2 separate regions of the Homo sapiens genome follow, and region 2 is linked to region 1. Evidence: chromatin loops called from intact Hi-C (ENCODE). Cell type or tissue: A673. All regions are shown on one strand. Links, peaks and the distances in the headings refer to the core of each region. The heading gives the core; the rest is flanking DNA.

What was found. A loop is a pair of places that touch in the nucleus more often than their neighbours do. Peaks named below come from ENCODE experiments on the same cell type or tissue, not always from the same donor. Only the 100,000 strongest peaks of a DNase experiment are listed, where the experiment ranks them.
Region 2: a loop joins it to region 1, with 4 times the contacts of the local background. A loop is called at or near these places in 2 of 110 quality-filtered maps.

What each region holds. Positions count from the first base shown.
Region 1 is chr9:2,406,402-2,422,890 of GRCh38, reverse strand. All of the region lies in intron 5 of LOC101930053 (a long non-coding RNA gene), which reads left to right. LOC105375956 (a long non-coding RNA gene) reads right to left here and starts at 15,108. Exons shown (of 3, transcript XR_929433.3): 1 at 15,014-15,108; 2 at 14,003-14,071. RefSeq lists a silencer at 11,148-11,442. In A673, for the core only: no CTCF peak of the experiment used is centred there; no DNase peak of the experiment used is centred there.
Region 2 is chr9:2,454,884-2,471,372 of GRCh38, reverse strand. The region is part of intron 2 of LOC101930053 (a long non-coding RNA gene); the gene reads left to right. Among named protein-coding and RNA genes, the nearest start is that of VLDLR, 160 kb to the left of the region's middle. In A673, for the core only: no CTCF peak of the experiment used is centred there; a DNase peak (open chromatin) is centred at 9,312.

The DNA.
Region 1 (16,489 bases), core at 5,485-13,484:
GGCCAACATGGCAAAACCCCGTCTCTACTAAAATATAAAAATTAGCCAGATGTGGTTGCACACATCTCTAGTCCCAGCTACTCGGGAGGCTGAGGCACAAGAACTGCTTGAGCCTGGGAGCAAGGGTTGCAGTGAGCTGAGATTGTGCCATTGCACTCCAGCCTGGGTGACAGAGCAAGACTCTGTCTCAAAAAAATAAAATAAAATAAAAATAATTTAGACCCCATTCTTCTTAGATAACCATGACTTCTGAAGGAGGTCAGAGCTCTTGTGCTCTGCATCTCTGCTCCATCAGCCTCAAGGCCACCTTTCAGGTCCACATGAAATATAAGTGCACAAAGGCACCAGACTTAGCATTATTAGTTTCCCCCACTGGTCTGATTTTTGTAGAAATTGCCAGGAACTGATTTTCTGCCCTTCCTTCCTAACAGACAAGCCTTCCAGCCCTCCCTGACACAGCTCTTCCCTATCTCCTACTCTCTGGTCATCAAGCTTTTAGAGATGCCCTGGCCTTCTCTAGTTGCCCCAGCTGTATTTTTTCTTCTTGGGAATGCGTTGATTCCAGAGCCTGACTGGGAATAAATCTCAGCTCCTCCATTTAGCAGTTATGGGATTCAAGTTACTCTTACTCCCAGGGACTCAGTTTCTGCACCTGTAAAATGGAGATTTACCACCTTTCGTTCCAGCATTACTGATATTGTTTGGCTCTGTGTCCCTACCCAAATCCCATCTCGAAAATTAATCCCTATAGTCCCCACCTGTTGAGGGTCCTGGTGGGAGGTAATTGGATCCTGGGGGCGGCTTTTCCCATGCTGTTCTCGTGATAGTGAGTAAGTTCTCACGAGAGCTGACGGTTTTATAAGTGTTTGACAGTTTCTCCTTCACACGCTCTCTCTTCTGTCTCCTGCCATCATGTAAGATGTGCCTGCTTCTCCTCCTCTCATGATTGCAAGTCTCCTGAGGCCTCCTCAGCCATGAAGAACTGTGAGTCAATTAAACCTCTTTCTTTTATAAATTACCCAGTCTTGGGTATTTCTTTGTAGCAGTGTGAAAACAGACTAATGCAATTACCATAATGGGCTTTCAATTGATGAACTTGCATCACTGACTCCTCAACACGCAGCTGACTTCCTACTGTAATTGTTCACCATGCAGACATTTGTGGAGCCACAAGCATAACCATCATGGTATTTAAGATTCGTTCTGTATCTGGATTTATGCAGTTTATGAAAAATCATCAAACTGTCCTTATTATTGGTGTCTTTTTTCTGTATATATGTTATGCTTCAATAAAATATTTACTTAAAATTATTTTAGGTATGTTAAACTCACTACACCAGACAGGGCTTACCTTCTCACTCTGCTGTCTTTATCCCTCTCTCTAATTAAAAGGATTACACATACATCTGTACTTGTTTTAGAAGAATAACACAGAACAGCAAAATTTAAAAATTAAAAATTATCCATTTCCATTCCCAGCACACAGAGACAATCATCACTACTATTTTAGAAGGTGCATATCATATTTTACAATAAAAAAGAAATAATGTTAATAAAGTTTTATAACCTTTTGATATAATCTGCCTGTAAATTCCAGAATATTGTTTTTAAAGGCTGCATTATGTTCAGTTCAATGGGTATAGCACAATTATTTAACCAATCCCTACCGTTAGAGATATAGATGGTTCTGGTATTTAGCAATGCTGCCATGAACAGCTTTGGAGCTAAATCATTGCATTGCATTGGAGTTTCACTCCGCTCAAATTTCAGTTATTCACACCACTCCTTCCAGACTCCTTTAGGATTCTTGGTCTTGAGGGAATTCACAATCGCTTTATTATGCACTACATCTTCTGGACTTTTCTTCTGAAAGGTTTATGTCCCACTGAAACAAATAATGGGCTTGATAGAGCCATTTTCAAAGATAGGACGGGAAGGAACAGAGGCGCTTTGAATCACAAAACCCATTTGCTGGAGTAAGTGGGCACAGGGGACCTTAGGGCTCTCAGACTCCTGCCTTGCTGAGGGCTGATGCAGCTTAGGAGCCCTGTGGCACCTTACAGTGGTGTTTGCTTCCTGGGTGTTATTTGCAGTGTTTCTATGGTGCTAATGACTGCAAATTGCTAATGGCTGTGAAAAGCTAATTGTTGTGCAAGGTGTTTCTCTCTGTCCCAATTGCCAGGGGAGTGCACAGTCATGGTTAAACAGAGACTCATTAGCACCTCTGACATAGTCCTCCTGGGGAATCCTCAAAGCAGCCTGGAAAATAACCAAGTCTCCACCATCCAGAGCCAGGCGGCTTTGTACGTGGCCCGCAACAAAAAACAAGGGAGGCAAAGATCTAGGAAACACCACCCAGAAGGAAACAAAGGAAGCTGGAATGGTGTGTGATGTGCTTCAGCTGGTGAACTGAAGAAGTAGAAAGGACGTGGTCTTTGTAGGCAAGTTTCCTAAATTAATACCAATGCAGTGGCTAGGAAGTGCCAGGCACTATGCTCAGTACTTCACGGCTTTTTCTCTTTGAATCACACCCACTTTTCAGAGGACTACACTGAGGCTCAGAGAATGAATAATTCTGCTCCCCACCCCGCCACACACACACACACACACACACACACACACACACACACACGGAGAGAAAGAATTTGACTGCTAAACTTAATTCGTTATGTTCCCTAAATACTTCATGAAAGTTGGGCTGTTTAAAAAACATACTAGCAACAAGCCCACATTGGTGCATGAATGTTATTCTTCTCCTGTATTCCTATAAGTAAGGTGCAATGTCTCTGCTTCCACTGATATCCTGTATTCTAAGCTATCCACTTTAAAAAATCTATTTGGTTGATTATATATTATTTCCCTGTCCTTTGACTTGAGTTTAACAATTCCCCTGATAAGGCAAACTTAGGCATAATAATGTTTGTTTGAATTCATAGTGCTACAATTTTTACAAACTCTTTTTTTGCTTCTTTATAGACTCATTAGATTAGAATTTTTCAGCTAGAGGTATGGGCTTCAGAATGGCCTACTCCTTCCGCCACCCCCCAAGTTCTTTAAATGTGCCTTGAAACCTGTGCCTTCCCTTTTCCCAGGCACTAAAACCGTTTGTTGCTTTGTGCAACACACCAAGTTGTGTTTCCAACTCCACACTTTTTCAAAAACAGATTGAATCAAAAACAATAGAAATTGATGGAGTAGCTATGTCTGCAATTGCCATAAGACTGTTTGCTCGAGTTCATCCTGCACACTCTTTGAAAGACAAAGTAGAGGGGCCATTCCCAAAGGAATGGCAGTCTGCTAACACAGTACAAAGGAAAGAAACACTGGAAAGCAAAACACTGCCATTTACAGTCGCAGGAAAGTTGCCTGGACAACACAGAGACTCAGGGGATGAAGAACTGACCTCACCTGCCATCTTTCCCATCCTTTTTCCTGCCTCATTAGCTTAACAGAGATAGCAGGTGCCTGTATTGACTTGAGTATTAACAGGGCAAAGAATTAGCACTAAAGTTAATGTTAAACTCTCAATCAACTCAATTGATTCAATAATGAGATTTGGCGTGGTCAAAAAAATTTAAAAACAGAGGAGTTTACATTATTTCCAGCTCCCCAGGAAGCGAGATGTGCTGCTTACAGCTGATGAACTATTCCTGACAATTATTCTAAGTGGAAGACAGTGCAGTAAGAGAAGTTGATGCAAATGATGTCATCTGAAAGTTAAGAGAGAAAGCAAAGGGGCAAACTCCTCAATTGGTAAGAAAATGGTCCCTCCAGAGAGTCAATCCCATTTGGTGCTATCAGATCTCAGTCCAGGATGGGTTACTTCAACTCAGGTTGAGCACAAAACAGCCCCTGCCATTCCTGCTGGTCACCATGCACCAGAGCAAAATGAGGACAGCCTATTTCCAGTGTTGCTGAGCTGACAGTTGCCAATAGCTGTCACCCCCTGGTTGAAAAGACAGGACCGTCATGTGAGAAGGCCCCTCCCTTGCTTGCATGTGGGAAATGCAAGGTCTTCCTCCAGCAGCTGAGCTCAGGGTCAGAATAGGAGCAACCATTTGAAAAAGACTTCAGTAAGCTGGATGTATCTTTGTGGTTTCTTCTTGCTGGGAGTTTGGAACAAGGCCAAAGACATTCATAATTCCTGGAAGAACATCACCCTCCTGCTGTGTAAATGAGAACCATTTAGGAGAGAAACAATGGTAATCTCCTCCCCTAAATCTGTTCTCGTCCTGAATTTCTTTTTTTTTTTTTTTTTTTTGTGAAAGGCTCTACCTACCATCATTTGCCTAAGCCAGAAACTCAGCACTTACTCAATACCTCCTTTCCCTTCAACACAGTAATTCAATTTCTGAATCTGGTGGTGGTTTATACCTCTTTAATATTCCTTGCATTTTCTCTTCTCCCTTCTCACTTGTTCTTCCCTGGTTTAGGATGCTATCTTTTCTTGCTTGAATTACTGTCTACAGTAGTCATCCAAAGGTCTCTCAGCTCCTAGGCTTGTCACCCTTTACGCCACAGCATGACTTTTTAAAAATCCAAATCTGATCAGTAAACAGTCAGTTTACTGTTGAAAATATTTGAGAATGCTCCAAAGCTTTAATGATGCAGTTCACAGCCTTTAGCTTAGCATAAGCAAAATGTGAAGAGCAGACATTTTACCCATCTTGTTTTGGTAGAGTGTAGAAGCTCTTGAACCACAGGTAATGTCTAGTACTATTTTCTTGTGGTGGTAAGAGAACAGAGAAGGGCTACTCAGGTGCTGGCTATGTGGTTAGACATAAGAATTATGTGTGATAGACGTATGAATTATGGTACTATGAAGCCAAAGCTAGGGTGAGAAGTTCCTCTCCAACAAGAGTTATATTATAAACTGAATGTTTGTGTTCCCCCAAAATTTATATATTGAAATCTTTATGCCCAAGGTGATGACATTAGGCGGTGAGATCTTTGGGAAGTAATTACGTCATGAGGGTGTGGTTCTCATGAATGGGATCAGTGCCTTTATAGAAGGGACCTTAGAGAGCTCTCTCGCTGTCTTTCTACCACATGAAGTTACAATGAGAAGCTGACTATTTGCAACCCAGAAGAGGGACCTCCCCTGAACTTGACTATGCTGGCACCCTGATCCTGGACTTGCAGCCTTAAGAACTGGGAGAACTTAATTTTATTGTTTATAAGCTGCCCAGCCTGTATGGTGTTAAAACAGCTTGAACAAAGACAAGTTGAAATAAGATAATAGGATGACCAGTTAAACTTGAATTTCAGAAAAACAATGAATAATGTTTTTTGTAGATTAAGTATGTTGCATGTAGTCTTTGTTTATCTGAAGTTTGAAATAACTGTTTTTTTATTTGCTAAATATGGTAACCTTATACCATAGCATTGGCTGTAGGGTGGAAGACAAGGGTGAGGGGAACTTTCAGGAGAGTCTGTAGGGGAAAGCTAAAGGCCAATATAAGGAAAAGGACTGCCAGTTAAATACAGCAGATAAAGACACAGGTGAATGTCAACTCCATCCAGAAAATCTCCAAAATAATAGATAATAAAAAACATAAATTATGAAGGAAATGGGAATAGAACATGAAAGTAGATGATAGATTTCAAAAAAATTTGGAGATACAAAGTAATACACACATGGCAACCTACTTAGCATAGGGGAGAAAGATTGAAGAGGAGAGAAGCTGATTAAGCTGCAAAAATATGGAAAGTCTCAGAAATGAGGGGCACTGGGATCCTTAGAAGACATTGAGGTGGGGAATGATTAGTCGAAAATCTATATAAGAAGAGGGTGGTGCCTGATGCCTTCCCTACATCATGCTTAGAGGAGGTGAGAGGTTTACTGGGAATATGAACCTGAGAGCTCCCAGAGTTAAGCACATGAGGCAAAGGAGATAGTGGAATGCTGTGCTAAAAAACACAGTAATTAAATAAAAGCCTACCTTGTAAACGGTGAGATCCCCACTTCTGTTCCTATGCCGCTGGGTTTTCAGATGGCTGACATCCTGACTTAACAGAAAACCCACGGATATTTGCAAGCAATTCGCCAAGAAAATTATTGGTTTCTAACTAATCAAACCATCCCTGTCCAATGTACATAGATCATCCATTCAGCTTCGTAGTGACAGATTCTTAGCCAAAAAGAGATAGCCAGGGATGGCTAATAGTTAAGGAAAACTTTTCTAAAATGAGAGACCCCAAACTAAACAAACAAAAAAAAGGCAAAAGGTACTTGGAAGAAAGAAAGGGCCTATAAGAAAATTTCAAAAAATGTGATTACTGTTCTTGGAGAATAATATAACATTTTACATCAATGAAACAATAATGGGATGCTATTTTTAAAATACATTCAAAGCAAGAAAAACAGAGAAGTAAAATATAGAAATAAAACACTCAGTAAATAACTGAAAGAAAACGTTAAAGAAACCCCAGAAAGTAGAACAAATGATTAGAGAGATGATAGGAAGGACATAAAGTTAGATGTGTAGTGCAGAAGATCAAACATCTGTTTAATAGAAATTCCAGAAAGAGAAAAGAGAGAAAATAGAGGATGAAATTATTAAATAAGAATATACATCTCCAGTTTGAAAGGTCCCACTAAGTGCTTAAAACTGTGAATTTAAAATTAACAGCATACCTGTGTGAATGTACTTAATGCCACTGAACTGTACACTTAAAACTGGTTAAGATGGTAAATTATTTCATCTGTATTTTACCGTAATGAAAACAACAACAAAAAAACCACCAAGGTAGAGAGTCATTGATACCAGCGACACATAGAGGATCCCCAAAACTTTGAGGATCAATTAGGAAGAAAAGAGGACTCACATAAAATATCAAGAACCAGAAATAGCATTTGACTTCGGTCACAGTGAAAGTTATTAGGTTGGTACAAAAGTCACTGTGGCTTTTACCATTACTTTTAGTGGTAAAAGCCACAGTGACTTTTGCGCCAAACTAATAGAAATAATTGGGCAATGCCTTCAGAATTTTGAGGGCAGTCCAGGCGTAGTGGCTCACGTCTGTAATTCCAGCACTTTGGGAGGCCGAGGCAGGCAGACTACTTGAGGCTGAGAGTTCAAGACCAGCCTGGGCAGCATGGTGAAACCCCATCTCTACTAAAAATACAAAAATTAACAGGGCATGGTGGTGCATGCCTGTAATCTCCAGCTATGCGGGAGGCTGAGGCAGGAGAATCGCTTGAACCCAGGAGGCAGAGGTTGCATTCCCATCACGCCACTGCGTTCTAGCCTGGGCAAAAGGGTGACACTGCCTCAAAACAAAAGAAAAAAAAGAAGTTTGGGGAAAAATTACTTCCAGAGAACTCCACCTCTTGGCAAATTCACCTGTTTCTCGGCACCAAGTAGTGGTTAATAGTAAACTCTTAGGTAAATATTTGGTAGATGGAGGAATGCATGGATAGTCTTAAAGAAAAATTAATGTTACCCAAATTCGTAGCCACAGGAAGAGGTTTCACACTCCATATTGAATCTGGATGCAAAAAAAAAAAAAAGAGAGAGAGAGACAATTTTATCCTGAATCTCTCCCAAGTAACAAAATTCTTATGTTCATTTACTCAACAGGTATCTACTGAGTACTGTGCCCTACACTCTACTAAGGCCTATATCAGGAGTCCCCAACCCCTGGGCCACAGACAGGTACCTGTTGGTGGCCTGTTAGGAGCCACGCCACAGATCAGGAGGTGAGCAGGGAGCCAGCAAGCATTACCACCTGAGCTCTGCCTCCTGTAAGATCAGCCACTGCATTAGATTCTCATAGGAGTGGGAATCCTATTGTAAACTGCCCAGGCAGGGAATCCAGGCTGCGTGCTTCTTATGAGAATCTAATACCTGATGATCTGAGGTGGAACAGTTTCATCCCGAAGCCATCCCATCCCACCTCACTGGTCCATGGAAAAATTGTCTTCCACGAAACCAGTCTCTGATGCCAAAAAGTTTGGGGATCACTGGTATATACGGAATATTAGATAATGCATTCTGCCATTGAATGTCTTTAAGTTTAGTTTGGGAGAAGAGAAACATGTGTGTATTAAATCAATACTAGAAGCACTATATAGCAATATAAGAGATGTCACAATGCAAGATAAAATCTAGTGTCAAGGTAGAATTCCAAACAATGAGTCAAGAATGGGCAATTCACTATGGGCTAGAATACTCAGAAGAGGACTTACGGAGGAGGTAGGACTTGAGCTGACTTTTAACAGATAAGATTAGGTCAGTAGAGAAAAATGCAACATTCCAGCCAGGGAACAAAGAGGACAAAGCTGAGATTCAGGCAGACTCTGGATGGAGCAGAGTTGGTGTCAGGCATGGTGGGTGGTGAGATTTCAACTGGCAGGGACACACATTGAAGGGCCAGAATACCACGCCAAGAGGGTTGGGTTTTATAATGGGGAGCCATATGTGATGCCTTCCCTAAACTCTAGTTCTTCCTGATTATAACCACACAGAATCAGCAACTCCTTCCATTATATTTTCATAACCTCCTATACACATTTCCAATAGCCTACATATCATGGTGAATGATGGTGATCTGTTTATGTGGCTGCCTTCCCCACTAGGCCAGGAGATCTTGAGAGCCAATGCTTTCTTTACCATTAATGTTGCACTGCTAAGCACAGTACTATGGGCTTAGAACATACTTTTGAAGGAATAGAGTGAAAGAATGGTAGAGGCTGAGACAGACTCAGTGTAGGGAGAAATGTATGTTGCTGTTTCTATGTATCTCTTTCTGTCACCGCCTCCTGTAGTCACCAGAACTCCTCCTTATATCCTAGAGCTATGAAAACTCTAGTCCTGGGGAGAAACATGGGTATTTCATGCTTCTAACTATTCATGTGTCAGTCCAGAATTAGAACCTAAAGTAATCCCACCAGTCTCAGGCCCCATGCGATTATTTATTGACAGTACTACTTGACTCTGAGAATGACTGCCCTGTCCTGACACATGCTTCAATGAAATTGGTTCCCCAAATCCTGCAAAACAGCTTAATAAAGTAAACAGAACCCCTACCCACCCACTTCCTTTTGGCTCAAGAGAGGTCCCTCCTCTCTACATAAATATATATGGCTTCTCAATACTTCAGGCTTTAGCCTTAACTCCCAGGTTGGAGAATTGTGCTGCCAATTTAACATCTGTCAATTCCCAATGCCTCACCAAGGCCATCTAGCAGTAGGAGCCAAGTGTCTGCTTTAGATTTCCAAAGCAGCCTTCTTTGCTCTGCTAGGAGCTCTGCACACTCCTGGGAAGTCACAGGAGCTACATAAACATGGCTCAGGTGACGTTGTGCGTACGATGCTGGGAGGGTTGACCACATGATTTCTCAGCATCTCTAATTTCTGTAGTTACCACTGGAGGGGATATAACCTACATTCACTTCTAGACAATGTACCACAAAAGAGTCTTTTTAAAATATCTTAAAGATTAGTACATCATCTTGTTTTCCCTTAAGCAATACATACACAGCTCCTAGCAGTTACAGCTTTGTGAGTTCTATCCTGAAACGGTACCACAGCCAAATGTAATTAAAATGAACTATGCTTTGTTTCTCCCCTGCCTCCCACCTCAGAATTACTCCATATTTCTTTCCTTATGAATCAGGAAACAGCTGGTAAATCAGTTCATTCTTTTTATTCCTTCTATCTCAAGCTCAAGCTGGGAAGGCCTTGTTAGCATAAACTTCTTTTTCTAAATAAGTAGTTCTCTGCATTCATTCTTTCAGTAATGTATTGAACAATTACACTGAGTAAAAAAAGCTTTTCTTAGAAAGACACAAAAATAAATAAGACACAGTTTTTACCCTTGAACAGCGCATGAGGGAAGACAGACATAAATGAAGAATTATAATATAATGTGAAAAGTACTACTGTAGAAGTGTTTACACTGTGCTGGGGAAACCTAGTTATCACAGACGAGCCACATCCAGGAATGGTGAAGAAGCCATTTCAGAGGAAATAACATTTAGTCTGGGTCTTATAGTCAGGGGTTGCTGACGGGGAAGGACCTTCTAGTTCAGGCAAATAGTCCATGCATTTGTACGCTGGTGTAAAAGGTTTCACTAAGGGCATGTCTTAAGAAAGTTTAGTAACAATCAACTAATGGAATCATGATTTACTCACTGAAATGCTTAATTGAGGATGACATTCTTTCTCTTGGCCTTTTGGTCTCCTGGTCAGCTGGCTCTTCTCAGAATAAGGGACTTAATGACTTGATTACATGTTATGAAAGTTACATTCATAAGTGGCCTTATTTGTAAGGTGTTCATATAGTTTGCCCAGGAAAATACCATTTTATGCTAGTTGTCCTAGTATAAATGGTAACAGTGCCCTCTTTCATGATCAAATGTCTCTATGCTTAGATAGTAAATAACATGACTGCTCTACTTATTTGAAAAATAAAATGCATAAAATATTTATCTGACCAAGAGAATATGACTTTCTATTGGTGGATCCAATCATCTTGCTTCAGAGACCAAAAATGGTTTCATACTTCTAAGAATAAAACATCTTTTCCAAGATAGATTACTTATAGGCAGTGGGCAGACTTAATGAATAAAAAAGTCCTTCCAAAGCACATAACTCTGTAATTAGAAGAGATTTCTCCCCTGATTCTTTTGAGCTAAGAGACAAACAAACAAGAAAACCCTTGCCTCTTCTCCCACCTAGCACCATTTCTCATAGGCTAACAGAGGAGAATATTTAGTGTTTACAGGAAATGCAGTAGCAGGTTACCACTGAAAGAAATGCCCTTTGTCTTCCTTTTTCCAATGGGCTTTGTACCAAACAAAATGATTTCCATTTGCGACTAAGTCAAATGTCATTCTTCGTCCCTCCAGCTGGAAAAATGAATGGAATGTATTGAGAACTCAAGACCAAATGGCACAGAATATCAGCCCCCATCTTTGCATTGTCACCACAGGCGTTGAAGAACTCTGATTCTAAAATTTGATTCAACAAATCACAAATACTTTCTGTACCAGGCCTTGTGCTAACATGTGGGAATACAGTAAGAAATAAGCTGTGCCGCTGATCCTTGTATCAATCAAAAAAGACTACATTATGTTACAATAACGAGCAGCCCCAAAAAACAATCTTACATGACAAAGATTTGTTTCTCAGACTCCATTTCAACCATAAATCAACTAGAAACTCTACTCTGCATAATCTCTTTCTGGGATCTAAGCTTAAAAAAGCAACACCACCAGGAATGCTGTCAGTCTCTGTGGGAGAATGGAAAGAATGTGATGAAGCACACATTAGCTCTTAAAGCTTCCACCGCAAAGGCATATCATCTACTCACATTTTATTGGCCAAAGCAAGCCACGTGGCCACACCTAAATTTAAAAAGGAGAATGACAGTCCTACCATATGCTTCACAGAAGAGGAAGATGAAATAATTCCGCACAAACTTAATGACTGTGATAATCAATATGAGATTATATTTTGCAAAGGAAGATAGACAAAGAGCCTGGTCACACTCTCATACCTTAACAGAGAAGCTTGTATAGAACTCTGCTTGAGCTGAGCACTTTATGAATATGCAATCATAAAATACAATGCTCTCAGGAAATTTTTATAATAAACTTTTCTAGTGTTAAAATAATAGCAGGTAAGGACTACAAGAATTTTAAATGAATGTAAATGCATTAAAGTCAATAATATAATGAAAAACTTCATCTATCATAAAAAAGAATTGACAGAGTGATGGGGAATTAGTAACCACTTCCCCAAACTGAGATAGCAAGCTTCAAGAAATTATAAATAAATATGTTTCAAATGATTACAAAATTAAAGCAAAAAACCCATAGTGAAAGAAGAGGATGCTATTTAAAAAAAAAAAAAAAAAGACAAAGCAGATTTGGAAAAGAATCAAGTAGAAATTGTGAAAATAATAACATTAAACAAACCAAAATTTAAAATAAAATGGACAGAGAGAAACAGAGAAGATGGTGGATTAAAATAAAAATATATCAATAATTGCATTAAATATTAATGGAGGCTGGGTATGCTGGCTCAGACCTGTAATGCCAGCACTTTGGGAGGCTGAGGTGGAAGGATCACTTGAGGCCAGGAGTTCAAGACTAGCCTGGGCAACATAGCAAAACCCCATCTATATCAATAAAAATAAAAATAAATTCAACTATAAAAGTTTAAGATTATCAGATTCTATTTTTTTTTAAATTTCAACCTAATTATCTGCTGTACATTAAACATAAGGAAAGGGAATTTGAAAGTAAAAGAATACAAAAATATATACATGCACATATCAATGAAAAGCAGTCTAGTATAGCATTATTACTATCAGACAGCTATCAAAGTGTACTCTAAAGCAACAAATATTATTAAAAAGAAAGAGGGATATTTTATGTTTATGAAAGAGTCAATCATTCATGAAAATTTAAATGTGTATGCTCTTATTAAGAATTTCAAGGCCAGGCACGGTGGCTCACTCCTGTAATCCCAGCACTTTGGGTGGCCGACATGGGTGGATCACCTGAGGTCAGGAGTTCGAGACCAGCCTACCAACATGGAGAAACCCTGTCTCTACTAAAAATACAAAAATTAGCTGGGCATGCTGGCGCACGCCTGTAATCCCAGCTACTCGGGAGGCTGAGGCAGGAGAATCACTTGAACCCAGGAGGCAGGGGATGCAGTGAGCCGAGATCATGCCATTGCACTCCAGCCTGGGCAATAAGAGAGAAAGTCAGTCTCAAAAATTTTTTTTCAAAATATATAAAGAAAAAAGTAACAGAATTTAGCTCACACTCATTAGTATTGTTACTATAAAACAAAACCCCACAAAATAACAAGCATTGGTGAGGATGTGGGGAAATTGGACCCCTTGTGTACTGTTGGTAAAAATGTAAAATGGTGCAGCCACTGTGGAAATCAGTATAGTGGTTCCTCAAGAATTAAATATACTTCTGAGTATATACCCAAAAGAATTGAAAGCAGGATCTTGAAAAGATATTTCTACATCCATGTTCATCTCAGCATTATTCACAAAAATGAGAATGTGGAAAAAAAACCGAAGAGCATATCAACAGAAGAATGTGGTGTATACAAGTATATATCCATAAAATTGTGATATTTATATACAGTGGAATATTATTCAGTCTTAAAAAGGAAAAGAACTCTGATACATGTTACAGCATGGATGAACCCTGAGGACATTATGCTAAGTAAAGTAAGCCAGTCACAAAAAGATAAATATTGTATGGTTCAACTTGTAAGAGGTACCTACTGTAGTCAAATTCTTAGGGATACAAAGTAGAATTGCTACTTTGTATATATGTGAATACATCTCTTTGTATCTCCATGATAAAAGTTACCAGGGGCCGGGGGGAAAGGTACTAGAGAATTATTGTTTAATGGGTATAGAGTTCAGTTTTGCAAGATAACAAGAGTTCTTGAGATTGGTTATACAACAGTGTGAACGTACTTAACACCACTGAACTGTACAGTAAAAATGGTTAAGATGGGAAATTTCTCCTATGAATATTTACCACAATTAAGTTATTTATAAAAAAGAAATAAAAGAAGAAACAGAAAACTCTATAATTGAATCTCTTTGGTATTAATTATCTATTGCTGCAGAACAAATTGTCCCAAGACTTAGCTGCTTAAAACAATAAATACTGATTATTCAGTTTCAATAGATCATGAGTCTTGTAGTAGCTTAGTTGCATCCTCTGACTTAAGGTCTCTCCAAGGGCGATCTTATCTCAAGGCTCAGCTTGGGAAATATCTGTTTCCAGTGTGGTTATTGCAGTATTAAGCTCCTTGAATAATGCTGGACTTAGGATCTTATTTTTTCCCTGGTTGTTGACCAAAAGCCTTTTTCAGTTCTTTGCCATAAGAACCCCCACAAAAAGAAGCCCACCATATGGTGGGCCTACGTCCATCAAAATGAGCAAGCAAAAGCCCAGCAAAAGCATGAGTCTTTTAGCAGCCTAATCTTGGAAGTAACATCCTATCACTTACCATATTCTATTCCTTAGAAACAAGTCACTGGTCGAATCCACAGTTAGGGGGAGATGATCACAGAAGGACCTGAGTACCAAGAGATGAGGATTGTTATAGCCATGAATAGAAACTGTCCGTGACATTTCTCAATAGCTGATAGAACAAGCAGAGATAAATTAGTTTAGATTAGTGAACATATGAACAACAAGTCTAACAAACTTGAGCATGTATAAAATACTGTATCCAACAACCATAGAATATATGATTTTCAAACACGTATGAACTGTTTACCAAATTTAACTTTATGCTTCTCCATGAAGTGAGCCTGAACACATTTTAACAATTTAAATAATGTTTTCTTATCGCAGTGAAACTAGGCTAGAAATCAATCATGAAAGATAACTTTATTGTCCCTAAATCTTTTGATATTAAGCAATATGCTTCTAAATATCACACAGGATAAAAAAAAACAATGAATTTTAGAAAATGTTTTAACTGGATAATAATGAAAAGTGGACATATCAAAACTAAGGCACTTTGGGAGGCCGAGGCAGGCGGATCACGAGGTCAGGAGATCGAGACCATCCTGGCTAACACGGTGAAACCCCATCTTTACTAAAAATACAAAAAATTAGCTGGGCATGGTGGCGGGCACTTGTAGTCCCAGCTACTCAGGAGGCTGAAGCAGGAGAATGGCATGAACCTGGGAGGCGAGCTTGCAGTGAGTGGAGATCTCGCCATTGCACTCCAGCCCGGGCAACAGAGCAAGACTCCATCTCAAAAAATAATAATAATAATAAAAAAACTAAGGAGATATAGCTAAAGCTGTGTTTTAATATAATTTTAAAGATAAACAATCTTAAGAACAACTAAGCACAGAATGCAGTAATGAACCTTAAAACTTCAATATACTAGACATAGCAACAATAGAATTCAATAAATAAATACTAAACAAATATTAAAGTAATATCTGAAATTTTTTAAGGAAATAATGGTTATCCCATGATTTCAAAGACATCAAAAAATTACCTTCAAGAAATAACAGCTAAATGACTGTAACAGGATCTTTGGGTGTTACTTTTCTGGCCGGAAACCTCTGTGGCCAGTGATGCCTTTACCCAACCTTTGCTTGGGCCTGCTGGGCTCATTCTGCCCACTCAGCTTAACAGGCTGCACTCAGCTTACGCTACTGGCCTGGATCCCACGCCTACCACGGGTGAACCATGTGGCAGAGTGGCAAGGGGTGTGTGAGCAAGCATGAGGTCCAGCCACTGCGCATGGTTAGAAACACTGGCTGCTGCCATGTGTGGGCAGTTCCAGGTGCCGGCACAGGCACTGGATCTCTGTGAGGCTGCAGCAGAACCAGGTGCATTGCAAGCATTTTCGCCAGTTGGCACTGGGGAATGCAGTGGTGCTTGGAAGCTTGGAGATGCTGGGAACTGCAGGGCTACAAAGAGAGAGTCGCATCCCTGGCTCAGGGAGCTCCCAGGTCTGGGCTCCCCAAAGGGCTGCAGCTCTTCTCTCCTTCTCTTTGCCCCCAACATGGTGAGGAAGGGGTATGTTTCAGCCCTGTTTGTATTAAAACTCTTTTAGTCCTGCTATTTAACGGGTCCCAAGTTCTTGTACTGTGACCAGGAAGAATGAGGCACTCAGACAAGTGGAGGGTGAGCAAGATGAAGAGGAGCTTTATTGAGTTATAGAATAGTTCAGAGGAGACCGCAACGAGTAGCTCCTTTCCAAAGTCAGGGTGTCCTGACGAATGTTTAGCTCTTAGCAGAGAGGAGGCCCTGGAGTGGGTTATGCCTTTCTGCAGCTGGTAGTCCCGACGTCTCTGCAAGTTTCTGAAGCTCTCAGCAGAGAGAAGGCCTTAGAGTGGGTAGCTCCTCTCTGCTGTTGGTCATCTTGACATCTGCTCAGCTCTGGCTGAACCCAGGGTTTATATGGCCTCAGAGGGGAGGAAGTGTGCACTGATTGGTCCATGAGCAGCCACCGGTGCCCAGAAAAGGCACCACAAGCTCCCATTCCGTTGGTGGGACTGGCAGCCCAGCCCCCAGCCTTCAGGCCCTCCCTTGCCTGAAGGTGGGGCTTCATGGGAACCTGCCCCCTTCCACCCAGGAATCTGTCTGCCTCTGCTGCTGTTCATGGCACCTGGGCTGAGCCAGACTTTGCTTTGATGGAGCAGGTACTGACAGCAGGGAGAAGCCAGGCAGTGGGAGCTGGCACCTCTGAGCCTGCAAGGGCATGGGGACCTTCTGGGCCCCCAAAAGTGCAGGGAGGTCCAGGTCTGCAGCCATAGTTTGGGCAGCTGCGTCTGTACCTGGGAAGGCAGGGCTCCTTCCTGCTCCTGGCCCCCCAGTAACACAGCGAGACTTGGTTCTGCATCCATGACTTGGGCAACTGCAGCCGCGCTCAGAGGGCAGGGCTCCTGCCTGCTCCCTGGAGTGGGAGGTCGGCTCTACAGCCATGGTTTGGGTGGCTGCAGCGGCCCCAGGGGACATCCCACCC
Region 2 (16,489 bases), core at 5,245-13,244, 49 kb before region 1:
TATACATTCATGACGTATAACATGATGTTTTGAAATATGTGTAAACTGTGGAATGGGTAAATTAAGCTAATTAACATATGCATTGTCTCACCTACCTTTTTGTATGTGGTAATAACATTTAGCATCTACTCTCAGCCATTTTCAAGTATACAATAAATTGTTAATAGCAATAGTCACCATGTTATTCAATAGATTTCTTGAGCGTATTCCTCCTGTCTAACTAAAATTTTATAACCTTTGATCAATATCTCCTCACTCACCCTTCCCTCAGCCCCCAGTGCCTACCATTCTACTCTTTGCTCTTAGGGGTTTCAATTTTTTAGATTCCACACATAGGTGAGATGGTGCCTTGTCTTTCTGTGCCTGGTTTATTTCACTTAATATAATGTCCTCGAGTTTTGTGCATGTTGTTACAAATGACAAAATTTCCTTTTATCTTAAGGCTGAATAGTATTATGTTGTGTATATAGAACATGTTTTCTTTATCAGTTCATCCACTGATGGACACTTAGGTTGGTTCCATTTCTTGGCTACTATGAATAAAGCTGCAATGAACACTGGGATGCAGATATGGGGAAAAGGTATAGATTTAATATTCAAACAGACCTCATTTTTAATCTCAGCTCTGCTTCACATTAGCCTTGTGATTTTAAACATGTTTTACAGTGAGTTTCAGTTTCTTTATGTTTAAAATGGGTATCATAATAATAATTCCTGGCTTAGAATTATGAGAATTTTTATGATTATGTGGACAAAGTTTCTCCCACGATGCCCACACAGGATGGGAATTTCATAAGTATTTGTTCCCTTCCTCAATCTCTCCCCTTCCCCTGCCCCTGCTTTTTTTAAAAAAACAGAAACAAAAACAAAAAAACATTGCTCTAACCTAGGGGAAAAAGTGAGAAAGTAAACTGAAATACTTTTTTAGGACAGAAAAGCTGGCATGGCATGAATTGGTTTTATAGAGAAACACTTAAAGGATTTAACCCCCCCAAAACTCCATGCTCCTGCTCATTACTGAAAGCACCAAAATCCCTGGGAATTATAAATCCAAAGCCATTTGGCTCAGAATTTTACATGTTAAAAAAAAATTCATTTGCATTTATTTTGCTTCTTACAAAATCGTCACTTCCCATAGCTGTCATAAAATATCTACTTGCTTATATTTTGTGTGAGATTTCATGCTTAGGTGGTGTCTTGGTGTTTCTGTGACCCAAGCAAGGAGTTCCTGTGACTGTGTCACACTGCTTCTTCTTGACACAGCTGGAAATATGATCGCCTCAAGGCCTATCACAAAGGACTGGCCCTTTGCTACGGGTCAGCAATAGCAAGGAGTGTTGCCAAGACACAACACAAAATAAGACCTTTAGGTCTCCCTCTGGGTTTCTGGAACAGCTGTCTCTAGCTCAGCTGTTGAAGTTTCAGCTCCTTCATTGAAATCCAAACACATCTGTACCCCAGACAGGAAAATGCCTAATGAGTTGTTTTCCTCCATGCTGGCTCGTCTTGTGGTTTTTGTGCAGCCTTTAAAGACAGTGTGAGTGCTGAGGACCTCAACAGGTCCTGCCCAAGGATGGAGGCGCCACCCGGTGATGGGTCACTAATGTAGAAAAGTGTCATGACACCCGGATGTTCACAACCCTCAGGCTGTTCACAGCTTGCCATGGCTTTGAAACATCATGTGCAGCTCAGACAAATTCAGGCCTCACTTAAGTGTTATCCTTATGCGGGCAACCTGCATGCCTTCTCTTTCATCTTTTTAATGATTATTTGGCAGAATCCTTTTTTATTCATTTAATTTCAGAGCACAACAGGGATATTTATCCCTTTATTTATATGTCAGTTACCTGTAATTAAATGTCAGTTTTTAGTACTGTGACTTGCTGTTTTAGGAAATACTATTTCAAACCAAAATGTACTCTTTCTTTTTTTTTTTTTTTTTTAATGGGTGATTGTAGTGTCAAGCCAAACTTAACTCATGTTCTAGGTAGAAGAGGTAAAAACAAAAAGTTTTCCCTCCTTCACTATTAGATTATCTCTGCAGGTTCCTTTTCCAGACAGGAAAAACCCTTTCAGGGTAATGGAGACCCATGTTATGGGTTCGTGGAATAGAAGGTTCTTCCCTTCCTGGGAATGCTTCCTAGCAGTGCAGACTCCACGGTGGGCACTTCCACCATGACCTACAATCTTGAGGCTTCTCTTAGAACTTCGTGCTTCAGAATCACTGCAGCAGCGCCGGTTCTCCTGTACTCCTTCCTTCCTTGCCTCCTTCTTTCTTTATTTATGCTAACCAAATGCCATAGTTAACCAAGTCCTGTTCCTTGAGGATTAATTCAGATGTGTTTAGCCATTTATTTTAATATCTAATTCCATATTCTAAATAGAATACTACCTCTACGCACTTCTATTATGGTAAATAACGATTTCTCCCTTAAGTCCCGTTTTCCTCCCTTTATCCTTCCAGTTTATTACATCACAATTTTCAGGATTTGCATTATTCCAACAATGGAAATATTTTCTGCTGAGCCAAGGAGCATACTATCATTACAATTCCTTTCTTGTTCAATTATCCTTTTTCCTAGAGCTGATAGTTTACTCATTTAAAAAAATGACTTAGTTTTCTCTGTACGTGTTACTGTCTTTGCTTCCCCTAACATCCAGCAATATTCAAGACACTGTTTTCATCACAGTATCAGTGTCGCATTTAATTTTTTTATGATAACTCTATAAGGTAGGTAACTATAATCTGTATTTCACAGATGGGAAGCATGAAGCACAGAGAAATTAATTGGCTCACATAAGATGGTAAGTGGCAGAGCCAGGACTCGAACCCAGGCAGTCTGACTCCTGCACTCATGTTCCCAAGCACAAGACATACAGTATCTCAATGTATAACTACCTATATTAGCAGCTGTACCACCTAATCCAATTAGTTGAATTTTTTTTTTAATGGAGCTCTTCCTCCATATGTCTCTGGACTCTTGTATCTGTGTTGCTTGTTTTCTAAACCTGTGTACGGTTATCATATTAAGACTTATTTTCATTATTGTCCAGGGAATTTCTTTCATCTTCCTCCTGTGTTGATTCCTTATTTTCTGGATATTGTTTTGTCTTTCTTGCATTAGGTGAAGCTCATCCTTTAGAAGACTTCTTGAGAAAATGTGCATGGGTCAAGATTTCTTAAATCTTAAATGTCAGAAAACATTTGTATTTTTCCTTGCTAGTACTGAGTATTGACTGCCGTTTTATTCTTGATCATGTGTATGTGACCTACTGTTTCCTTTCTTGAAAATTTTACTGTCTTCCTGGTGTACTGAAGTTTTATGACAGAGCTGGGTCTTTTTGCATTTATTGTGCTAGTTGCTGAATAGGACTTTTCAATCTGGGGACTCACGTTCTTCAGGTCCAAAAAATTTTCCCATAATCTTTCTCTTGACATATTTTTTTCTAGATCCTATTGGTAGGATGTTGGGCCTGCTGCACTGGACTTTTAGTTTCTTCTGATTTGCCTTCTACTTTTTCTTAATGTTTTGAGATATTTCCTTACCTTTATTTTCCAAATCTTACACACACATGCACACATAATTTTAGTTATCATATTTAAATTTCTAAGAACGTTTTATTTTTTAAACAATAAGCTTCATTTATTTCTCTTTTTTTCTTACTAGCATCCTAACTTTAAGGATAAATAGCTTATCTTATACCTCTGAGATCATTAAACATAGTTTGATTAAAGTTTTCTTCTTTAGTATATTGTCTCTGTTTCTTTTGAGTTTCCTTTCTTCCTTTCTTCTGATTTGATGTCTCTGTCTTTTCTGCTGGAGGCTTTCTTGAAATGTCAGATAATTCTTGGCTATCTGTTCATATTTTAAAAGTTAGATATTAAAAAATGCCAATAGGAAGTCCTATGCAGTAGGACTTGGCTTGTTGCCTATAGGGCACACTGTGGAATAATTGGTGGAATTGGCTTCTTAATTTTGCAATCCCTATAGATCAGTACCTATAGGTCTTCATTACTAGAAACAAGCTATAGAAAGTAAAAACAAAAAAATTAAACTGCCATGGACAACCTAGTGTTTTTGTGTAAGTCTGTCTGTGGGGTAAAAGTGGATAGCTTTTGGGTGTGTACACCTCCACATTGCCTTCCATGATAAATAATAACTTTCACGTGGAGTTTACAAACCACCAGAATCACTAAGAGGACCTGTTATTTCTATGTGCCTTCATTTTTTGCTCTGTTTTTCTTCGTTGTTGTTGTTGTTGTTTTCTTATCGGACTGCTCTGCTGTTTGACAAAGAATTTTACCACATGCCAAACACAACGTTTTGGGAAAGGTCCTTATATTCCTATGTGGAATATCTCTGCGCCTGGGCATGGGGTGAGCAGGCATTTGGTGACCTCTCTGCTTATGTTGCCTGGTACCCTGAGGCGCTGGCAGAATTACTGTGAGGCCATTCACCTTGTCTCAGCCTGAAATCTACTCTGACAGGTTTATTGGCTCTTAAACATGTATCGAAGCAGAACGTCTAAACTAATATAAGGTTTCACTCATTTGCACTCTCCAGGGAGAGAAAGAGAGATGAAAACTGTGAGGGGTGAAACTCCACAGAAATGTAACTCCACCCCAACCCCATCCTTGCATATTTACCAAGAAATGGAATTTATCATTTCTTTCCTATTTTAGGTCTTTTTTCTGTCAGAGATTTTCTCAGTCCATTGGTATGTGAAAAGTACATTGAGGAAAGGTAATAAGATCATTCAATCAATAACTGCTTTATTCCTTCATAACATATTTGTTTAATAAGGGAAAATATTGAATAAGATATATAAGAAAATTGCAATCTTCTCTAGCTTTTCTAGGAAGTGGGATGGAGAAAATGGTTTGAATTTAAATAAAAGTGAATTTAGAGCAATAAGGAAAACCATGTAATGAAGATCAATACTAACATTATCTATTTTTTATTGATGAGAAAAATATAGCTTGGAGAGGTTGAATGACTAGGCACAGCTTACTCAGATGGTAAGTGGTGAAGTCACAGCTCAGTCTCAGGTTTCAGTTCCAAAGGTCATGTATTTCTATTGCACCAGTCAGTAGTCTACAAACCTGACTGACATAGCTTTCTAGCTCCACCTCCTTAGCATACTGAAATTCTTCTATGTGCTGAGGCACACAGAACTGCTGGATAAAACAAAACTATTTTGCATACGTAGCTGAAACAGAGACAGACAGGTAAACAGAAAGAAAAGAAAAAAAAAAGAGGAAATGTCCATGTGCCACAGAGAAGGAAGAATCTTATAGTCAATGTGGTAAATGCATGAGCTGATACCAGAACAGTACAGAGGATATTAGACATGGCTATAGGATCTAACAGCTATGGGTTAGGCTTTAACACACATACACAATAAAGGACTTAACCTTGGGCCTGTGAAAGGTGAGGACTTAGAACTGAAGACCTGCTTCCCTCATACAAGGGGACTACAAAACACATTGTTCGTGTACTAGAAAGCAACTGGTAAAATTCTCACTGATTAGATATCTGGATGAGAAAAAGTTCCCCACAATAAATGGAAATTTAAAAACCTGTGCTGGCTGGGCATGGTGGCTCATGCCTGTAATCCCAGAGCTTTGAGAGGCCAGGATGGGGGAATCACTTGAGGCCAGGAATTCCAGACCAGCCTGGGCAGCATAGCAAGACCCAATCTTTACAAAATCTCAGAGCTCTGAAATGCCAAAGTGGGAGTATAGCTTGAGGCAAGGAATTCAAGACCAGCCTGGGCAACACAACAAGACCCCGTCCTTACAAAATATAAAAATAAAAAAATTAACTGGTCTTGGTGGTGCACCTATAGTCTCAGCTACTTGGAAGGCTGAGGCAGGAGGATTGCTTGAGCCCAGGAGTTCAAGGCTGTAGACTTCTATGACTGAGCCACTGCACTCCAGCCTGGTGTTAGAGCAAGACTCTGTCTCTGAAAACAAATCTGTGCTGTGCATGGGTATTGAATCCAAATTTTACACTATTTGCATAGTACAGGAATCTCAAATGAATATATTAATGTAGATGTCATAATTACTTCAAGCAAGTAAAACTACTGGAGTTTCCAGAAGAATCAAATGTAAAACTTGTCTAAAATGATACTACCACATCTTAAAGTACACAGGGGTGCCACAGGGAAAAAATACTCTAGCTGAAAATAAGTTTACAATGAAAAAGAACAAACCAAAAAAAAAAAAAAAAAAAAAGATCCAAATAAGGGAGAGTCAGCAGACACATGTGAGAGAAATAGCACCCCCAAGAACCTGAGATAATGTAACAACCTAAAACTGTCTAGAAATTAAATATATTTACACTCATTAAAGAGATAAAGAGAGGAATAAAAACTCTCATGAAAAAAATAGGACTAAAAAAGAAAGGAACATCTGAAAAACAACCAAATATAACAATTCAAAATGAAAAATCATGAATAAAGTTAAACATAGTGGCCAACTTTAAAAGCAGATCAGGCATGGTTGAAGAGAGAGTTGGTGATATGAAAGTTGTATCTGAGGAAATTACCCAAACTGCTGCAGAGAAAGATAAAGAGGGCTACAATCCGAAAGGGAAATCAAGAGATATGGAAGATTAAATTAAAAGTTACAACTTAGGTCTAATGGAAATTGCAAAAGCAGAAAATGGTGAAGGGGCAATATTTTCAGCGAAAATGGCTGGGAATTTTCCAGAACTTATAAAAGGCAGAAGCAGATTGAATTTTCCAGAAATTATAAAAAGCAGAAGCAGATTCTCAGATTGAAGAAGCACACTGAGTCCTGTGCATAATATATAAATCTACAGCTAGATGCATCATATGAAGAGCAGAACAGTGAAGATAAGGGAATTCTAGTTGAAGAGCAAGTGGAGAGAAAAGACAGACAATATATGAAGGGACAATTATTAGAATAACAGGGGACATCAGCCCAATAGCGACCAGAAGACAAGTCTGACCAAACATCAGAAACACCTGAAAAGCACATTAAAATACAATGTAAAAACTCTTTTATTCCTTACCACCATGTACATAAGCACACATATATGTGCGTATACTCACACACTGATCTCAAGGCTTTAATTAAATTTACTTCCCAGCCTCTCCCATTAAAAAAATGAAGGGATAATTTCTAAAGCATTTTTTTCCCAATAATTTCTAGAGTAACCATGCTACATAGTGCCAGAAGTTGATCCCAAAAGAACAAGGAAAAGGAGTTAGTACAAACATCTTTGACCTCACAGTTCCATTTCTGCTTCCGTCTTCACTAACATATGCATGATTAGGATTGAAAGACATGTTGTTCTGGCTAGTAACTCCAGAATCCTGTGTGTTTGTATGATGAGATGAATGAATGACCCCATGCTTGTGGAACCTTTGGCAAGATATGCTTCCTATCTTACTTGATATTTCATATCAAATACAAAAGAACACCTTGTCCTGCTAGTACCAGAATTTAGTCTACTTTGCCTTTATAGACATCTGTTCTCAGACTAATGGTTGTTTATATAATTGCTATAATAAAGGATAATTCTGCATTAAAGTAATACTGGGTACAATTAGTATATTCATAATAGCCATACTTTTTGAACTAGTAGCAATATTTCCAGGAATCTATCTTAAATACCCCAAACATACACATACAAAAACCCTTTGTATTCAAAGATGTTCACTCCAGAATTATATATGACGAGCAAAACTCTGGAAGTCTCTAGAAGGGTTGGAAGGCAGTAAGATCTTGTTATATTGTTCCAGACACATATAGTAATGTATTTGTTTCTTGGCTTGAACTCCTCGAACATATACTTTGCTTTTCCCCTTTGAATAGAGAATGCTTAGATAAACAATGGTATATCCACATGACAGAACTATGCCAGTATAAAAATTATGCTTTGAACAGGCAGTTCAAAAAAAGAAGAAATAAAAATGTGCCGTATACACATAAAGAAATATCTAACCTCATTAGTAATAAAGGACATAATTTCATTGTCACCCACCAGAATACCACATAGTTTTTCTTTAATGATTAGTAATAGCCAGTGTTGGTGAAGTTGTAGAGAAATGGGTATTACTTTGCTGCTGGTAGTATAAGTTGGTATGTACTTTCCAGATAAAAACTTGAGAGTATGTAGCCAAAGCCCTAAAAATTCATGTAAATTTTTTTTTGCTGAGCGATTCCATGGGAAGTCTGTGTGTGTGTGTATGTATGTGTGTGTATTTATATTTATATATTTTAAAATTAGGACAAGAATAGCATTTCTTATATTATGAAAAATTGGGATATCTTAAGTGTCCAAAAATAGGAATTATTTAAATAAAATGTGATGCTATACAATGGGATACAGTTAGAAAAGATGTCCATAATACATAGGCAATAATAAAAATTACAAAATTAAATATAAAAAACAATAATTTTGTTAAATTGTTGACAAGAACACATAAAATGTCAAGAAAGAAATGTAGTAAGAATTGATAATGATTATCTCTGAGTAGTAGAGACAATGGTGGTTTTTATTTTCTTTGCTTTTTGCATAGCATTTTCTTTTACATTTTGCAATGAAATTGTAATATTTTAATAAAAATAAAATATAAACTTAGGTCATAACAAATTTTTAATAAGATGAGATTATGCCAATTATGGCAAAAGATAAATGTTGCTTTACAATTACAACTATGTAGGAATGTATACATTAAAATAAGGAAAGAAAGAAAAAAAGGGAGGAAGAAAGAAAAGGAATAAAGGATGAAAGGCAGGCAGGCAAGAAGACATCTCTTCCAACTTGTTTTCTTTGGCCAGTAGAATTTGGGGCAAATATTTTCAACTCTCATGAACTTTTATACTTTCTAATATATTACCAATTTTATACTTATAAAAACTAGAAATAATTTTATTTTTTAAATGTAAAATTGAACTTAATAAAGTAGCATATTTCTGTCATATTTTATTTTACCCACTTCTCTGCTGTATCAAATTTCCATTCTTAGTCCTAACATCAACTTTCTGGACTGCAACCAAGCCACCACTTTAGGAAAATTTACATAAAATATTCCTACTGAATTTATTATTTCAATCAGTGACAACGAGACTTTCTAGAATCCTCTTGTGACTCCAGCAGGGAGCTGGGCAGGATTAGACCTTGCTCATCTCCACTCAGCATTCCATCTCGGTCTCCAGAGGGGACGGAAAGCTGCTATGAGATCTTGGCACCACTTTGCAGACTCATGTTGTAGTGAATTTGCTTTTTGGCTTGAACTCCCCACACATATGCTTTCCCTTTCCGCTTTCAAGCAGAGGGCTCCTTGCCTGCACCAGTCTGGATGTCAGCAGGTGGCCTGCTGGCCCCAAAAGCTTTCTGCATGAATTACTGTGTGTGGTTTCTGCACATTGAAACTTGGCACCCACACATACACACACCTCCCTTGCTCCTTTCCCCTCTCCCCGCAACACTCTGTATTCCATTAGAAGCCATCCAGATTCTTGGCTTGGATATTGGGCCAAAGCAAGACTTTCCTCAAAGAATCACCTAGTTTCTATTTGCTAAGATACCATACCTCATTCCTGTTTCCAGACAAAGCATGCATTCTCGTCAGTTTCTAGCTTGTAGGCTCTCCTTCTCCAGTCCAGACTCCATATAACCACCAGAAAGAGTGGATCTGGTCACTCCATGTCTCTTGAATTTTCTGTAGCTCCCGTCACATTCAGGATTATGTATGTATTTCCTAGACGGTGAACAAGGTTCTTCATGATAGGATTCCAACTTATCTACTCAGCCCTCATCTTTACCACATATTTCCCACCTCTTTCTATGGCATAACAGGAGGTTTCTGGACTTGACCTGCTTTCTCACCCATCTCTGCTTTTCTACATGCTGTTCCTTCTGCCCTTGCACTTTGTGCCCTGGCCAATGCCTCCTTATCCTTCAGAAGTCCATTTGAGTGTCATTTCCACTGGAAAGCCTCGCCTGACTCCACCACCTTCCACTGTACCCCCATCCAGCCCAAGATACTCTTGTGCATAGCTCCTATGAACATGGAATAGTATTTGTCAGTCATCTCTGTCCTTCCCTGGATCCTAAGGTCCTTGCAAGAAGAGACTGGGTCTTTTTGTGGTTTTATTCTAGCATCTAGCCTAGCTCAGTAAATAGCAAGCACTCAAAACTCTATGCAGCAATTCTGCTCGTGGGTATAATCCTAATATTTGCAAGATATGTTCAAGAATGTTTACACAAGCATTACTTGAGTTAATTCCAAACAGAATATAATCTAAATGTCTACTACCTGTAGAATGGATAGTAAATCATGTCACTTTAAATAAATCCTATACAACAATGAGATTGAATGAATTACAACTACATGCAACAACATGAATGAATCTCACAAACATAACGTTGAGTGAAAGAAGCCAGACATAAAAGAGTCAGTGATGTATAATTCCATTCATATAAGCTCAAAAGCAGGCAAAAGTCGCATCCATGGTATTAGAAATCATGAGAGTAGTTACCTTGAAGGTATAGAGTAACTGATAGGGGGCAACTGGGACCCCAGTAATGTTCTATTTCTTGATTTGGGTGCTGGATACATGGACATCATTACACTGTAAAAATTCATCAAGTTGTATGTTTATGATTTATGCATGTGTCTGTATTTTATACTTCCGTAAAATTTTAATTGAGGAAAGTTCCCTTTGTGAAACATATTTCTCTGTGGCGTTTAGGATAGTGATGGAAATGGAGAGTGTGAGTTTGACTCAAATCCGTCGCCAGCTTGATTGATGCTCTTTTCCCCACTCAGAATGGTGCTGGATGGTAGAAAAGAAAAGTAAAAGAAAAACCATCTTCCTAGACAGAGTTTAGCATTTGCTTTAAGAAAGGTGATGCTCAATTGTGTCAGCAGGTGTTCTTTGGATAGTTTGATTTCTCAACTTGAATTTCAGAAAGTGCAAATAATTTGGAATAATTCAGGGTATAAATAATCAAGTTAGAATTGGAATTTTCCTCTTTTCTTGTTATCTCCATCCGTCAGCTCTTAAGGCTTCTGTCTTCAATGGGTATAAGCTTATTGGCTTGCACACATCAATCAAATCTGTCACAGACCTTATTGATTCACATATCACCGTTGCAGTTTAAAATTGGTTTTCCTCTTCTTGCTACAAGAATTGTGCTTAATTATCCAAATTAACGTCTTTGAGCTGGTGAAGTTTTTCTCCTCCAAATTTTAAGAGGTCTATAAATATCAGACTATGGGATATTTAAAAAATATACATTTTCTCTCTTTAAACAAACAGATAAATGTGGGTAAGAAGCCTGGAACCCTTGTCTCTGAGATAGCTTCAGCCATCTTGGCAGCTGCCTTCTGCAGCCTGCACATTGGAGCCAGTCCAGCCTTCACTGCCACAACTTGCCGGATTTCTCTCTCACATTCTGTAATAAAGGACTTTCAGTGTCTGCACAGATGGGAATTCTGCTGCCACCTTCTCATTTCACATTTCCTGCACTTTCTTTCCAAAGCACTCGCCTGCCTGAAATAGAATCATAGTTTTTTTCAGTCTGCGTGTAGGAATTTAGTGGGAGAATGGACAGGGTGTCTGTAGCTCCCTATAATTACCACACCATGAAGTAATTTTCCTAATGACTAAAAGGTACTTAAAGGATGCAGAAGGATGCTCAGAGGTTTTTCAGAAAATAGCACCCAATTTTCTTTCTGGGGATGGTTTGGGAGGGCCCATGAAGAGGCAGGATGTCATTGCTGATGGTGTGAGCCTTTAGGGAAGAGGAGGCAGGAGCCTTTGCCTGGCTTGCCACCTACTAGCCCCCTTCATGAATCCCCTGCCTTCGTGAGGTCTCTTCCAAGGGGATATTCCCCCTCCTCCACCTTTTTAAATTGAGATCCCACAAGGATCAATGTCCACGTTTCTCTCTGCCTAGTTGAATTCTCTCCATCCTTCAAGACTAACTCAAATCCTACTACTTCTGGGAAGCCTTCCTGAATGGCTTGAGCTGGAAGTAATTTCCCCTATGTCTGAACACAGAGCCCCTAATGATTGCATATTCTGGTGTTGCCTGCACACAAAGATAATTTACAGTAATAAAAACTAATGAAATAAATGACATTAACTGAGTACTTATGTGCCAGGCACTATATTTGCACTTTACATGTATGAAGTCAGAATTCTTACAGTGACTCCATGGGGTAGGTTATATTATTTTTCCCATTTTACAGATGAGGATCCTGAGACACATAGTAATATCATACCTCCCTAATCAGATCAGAAGCTCCACTTACCTCGTTGACTTATTGATTTGTCTCCTTCATGGCACAAAGCTCAGGGCCTTGCAATCAGTAATTGCTTGGCTAATATTTGTCTATTTATTAATGTGCTTAATGGAACTTGAGACCATGAAAGTAGAATTTGAAAAACATTTCTGATAGTCAGATATGCTTCTTTTCATCTTCTGTCAATAGGGGAGGACTGTGAAATGAAATGGGTGGGGTTGATAAAAAATCATCATATTAAAAACAAATCCTTAGTTAGTAGGCACTGTATGCCAGATGCTGTGGTAAGTGATATATGTTCATTACATTTCTTAAGCTCAGCTTTTCCCCCACAAAAGGATCAGAGAGAGGTTGCAAAATGCTTGCAATAGAATCAAATAAATAGATGAAGGCATTGTAGCAAAGGGAATATAACTGGTTTAAGTCAGAAAAATCCTGGGTTTAGTTATTACCCCAAAATGAATGTTCTAAGGATCCTCTGTTGGTAGGGAGACACAAATTTGGCTCTAAGATTCCTAGTGTTTGTGGCAAAAACAGATACACAATCAACTACAGCACCTACACACTAAGATAAAGACGAACCAGCTATTTGAAGATAGCACTCACAAATGTTGAATCAAACCATTTCTTCTTACAATTCTCAACATAGGCCATTCTCATCTTGTGGAAGAGTAGAATGGTAAAATCCATTCTAGGAAGAGGCAGACTATTGGGTTTAAGTATGCAGTTGAGTTTGGCTTAACTTACGCTATCTAAGAGCTGGATGGACTGTGCATGTTTCAGAAAAAAATTCTCTATAAATGTTATTTCTCATAACCACTGTATCATACTGTCCATGCCAGACAATCATCCTTCCCCTTTCAACTAAAACCTGCATAGGTGTTTTGGTATAACTCTTACTAACATCCTATAAAACTAGCATGCCAGGAATAGTCTTTGGAAAACCTAGTCCTGTAGGCAATATGGAAATTTAAAAACTGACTTTTCCATGGAGAAAATGAAATCCAAACTCCTTTGGGTATGGTCACAAAAGCACCATAAATCATATATGGTGCTTTTCACAACCTGACCTCAACCTGCTTTCTAGACCGAATTTATTGTCCTCCTTTTAGCACCTTCATGCTTCCTTGAAACCAAACTATATAGAATCTCATGAAAATACTCAGTGCTTTTACTCATTGAAACGTCATAGTTGCATCCTAGAAATCCCTCTTCTCTTTCCTATCTCCCCTTGTTTCTCTACCTAGCGGATCTTGAAGGGTATCACCTTTCCTGCAAACCCTGATTCCACCTAACAATCTTCCCCTTTACTAGATTCCTATAGCACCTTGCTTATATCATATTTTATTATCCTCCTTTGTTAGCATCTCCGATTTTTCTGCCAAACTCTGAGCTCCTCCGGGGTAGAATGTGTCTTATTTACCTTTGTATCCCAGCACCGGGGACATAGTCTGACCTGGATTCATTTCACCAAGTATTTATTGAGTGCTTCCTGCTCTCACAAAGCAAGTTGGGACAATTCTAATTCTAAGATGCTACATAAAAAAAGTGTTACTCCACAGGTGACCCACATATGTTTCCATTATTCTCTGAAGCCATTTGGTGCTATGCAGATTGATTATTCAATATTATTTGGTATAGAAAAGGATAATCTAGTAAACGGGTTGAACTACAAACTGAGTGCACTAAACTCTTTTTTCCCTAACTCAATATTTTCCGGATTTGAAAAGCTCCAAAGGAAGCTGCACCTGTATGTTGCCGTTTATTCCAAGTGTTTTCTCTTTTTGTGTAATATCTGTCATGCTAAAGAACTTTGCTTGTATTTGGCATGTGGATGAATCACTTCATCCACCAATAAAATGTACAGCCCTTACAAGTAAAACACAGCAACTATCCCAGGAGACCTTGACAGTATTACAGCAGAGCTAGGAGGTGGGTCAGAAAGAAAAAAAAAAAATGACTTCTTAATGACCTGACATGAATAGGACATTTAAGAACTAAATTACCAAATTTTACTGTCATTGAAAGGACCTATTTGAGTAAAGGTCACAGTAAGTATTGTGCAAATCTAATCTTATTTCTGGACTTCAAAAATCTTTTAATCATTCATCCATCACAAAAAGTAATATTATAGACATTCAGAGCCACATAAGCACTGCACAAATATGAGATATTTTCATAAATGGAATTTCAAAAATGTGTTGAGCAATGGAAACATTTTGGATATAGAAATTGGAAACAGTATTTGAAAAGTTACTTTACATCAGTTTGCTTATGGTTAATATTAACCAGTCCAACAAGGTTAATGCCATGATGGGAGGGGGACAAATCTTGAGGAAGGAATATTATCATCTTGCAAAGTATCTGCCTCAAGAGATACCTCTGTAATATTTTTAGGCAAAGAATAATGAACTAATTCAGGACATAATGTACCCAAAACCAAAAGACCTCTCTGACAGCACTTAAAGAGACCCTTTATTACTATAGGCAGAAGGCCTATTGGCTTAAAAATTAGTCCCAGGACCTAACTGAGAGAGAGTCAAATTGTAGAGAAGGCTCAATTTGAAGTCTTTAGGTTTTTCCAGATATTAGATCATATTATCTACAAACAAAGATAATTTGACTTCTTCCTTTCTAATTTACATGCCCTTTATTTCTTTCTCTTGTCCGTTTGCTCTAGCTAGGTCTTCCAGTACTATGTTGAATAACAGTGGTAACAGTAGGCATTCTTGCCATGTTTCAGATTTTAGAAGAAAGGCTTTCTGTTTTTCCCCATTCAGTATGACACTAGCTGTGGGTTTATCATATATGGCTTTTATTATGTTGAAGTATGTTCCTTCTGTACCCAGTTTTTATGTTTTTTTTATCATGAGGGATGTTGAATTTTATCAAGTACTTTTTCAGCATCAGTTGAAATTATCCTATGGTTTGTGATCTCCATTCTGTTGATATAAAATATATTACATCGATTGATTTATGTAGGTTAAACCATCCTTGGATCCCTGGGATAAATCATGCTTGGTCATGATGAATGATCTTTTCAATGTGTTGTTGAATTCAGTTTGCTAGTATTGTGTTGAAGATTTTTGCATAAATATTCATCAGGGATATTGGCTTGTAGTTTTCTTTTTTTGATGTGTCTTTGTCTGGTTTTGGTATCCTGGTAATACTGGCCTCATAGAATTACTTTGAAGTCATTCCTTCCTCCTCTATTTTTTGGAATAGTTTAAACAGGATTGGCATTAGTTCTTTAAATGTTCAGCAGAATTCAGCAGTGAAGCCATCGGGTCCTGGCCTGTTTTTACTGGGAGACTTTTTATTATGGCTTTGAACTCATTACATGTTATTGGTCTGTTCAGGTTTTGGATTTCTTCATGGTTCAGTCTTGGTTGTATGTGTCTAGGAATTTATCCATTTCTTCTAGATTTTCAAATTTATTGACTTACAGTTCCTTGTAGAAGCCACAAATGATTCTTTGAATTTCTGTGGTATTGGTTGTAAAGCCTTCTTTTTCATCTCTGATTTTACATATTTGGATCCTCTCTCTTTTTTTCTTAGTCTAGCTAATGTTTGTCAATTTTGCTTATCTTTTCAAAAAATGAAGTTTTTATTTCATTGATATTTTGGAGAAGCCAGCCATTTGAAGAGTAGCAGGAAAAGTGTTTCAGGCAGAGGAAAAACAACACAGAATCATGGCAAGGGAAGAGTTTGGCATGCTGAGGAACTACATAATGTAACTAGAGAAGCATGAGCAAGGAGGAGTGTCAGAATGATGCTAAGTGAATTTTATGATTGCCCCTATATAATATGTGAGAAAACATAGAACCATGGGAAGGGTAGTGGGGGTGAAGGGGTTAGCAGAAGTGGAGATGGTTAATGTGTACAAAAATTAGAATGAATAAGAACTAGTATTTGAAAGCACAACAAGATTACTATAGTCAATAATAATTTAACTGTACATTTTAAAATAACTGAAAGGGTATAATTATATTGTTTGCAGCACAAAGGATAGATGCTTGAGGTGATGGATACCTTATTTACCCTGATGTGATTATTATGTATTGCATTGCCTCTATCAAAATATCTCATGTACCCCACAAATATATACACCTACTGTATACCGACAAAAATTAAAAGCCAACAAAACAAAGTGAAAAAATTGGCTGGTTTCTCATTCTTCAGCTCTCACCTTATA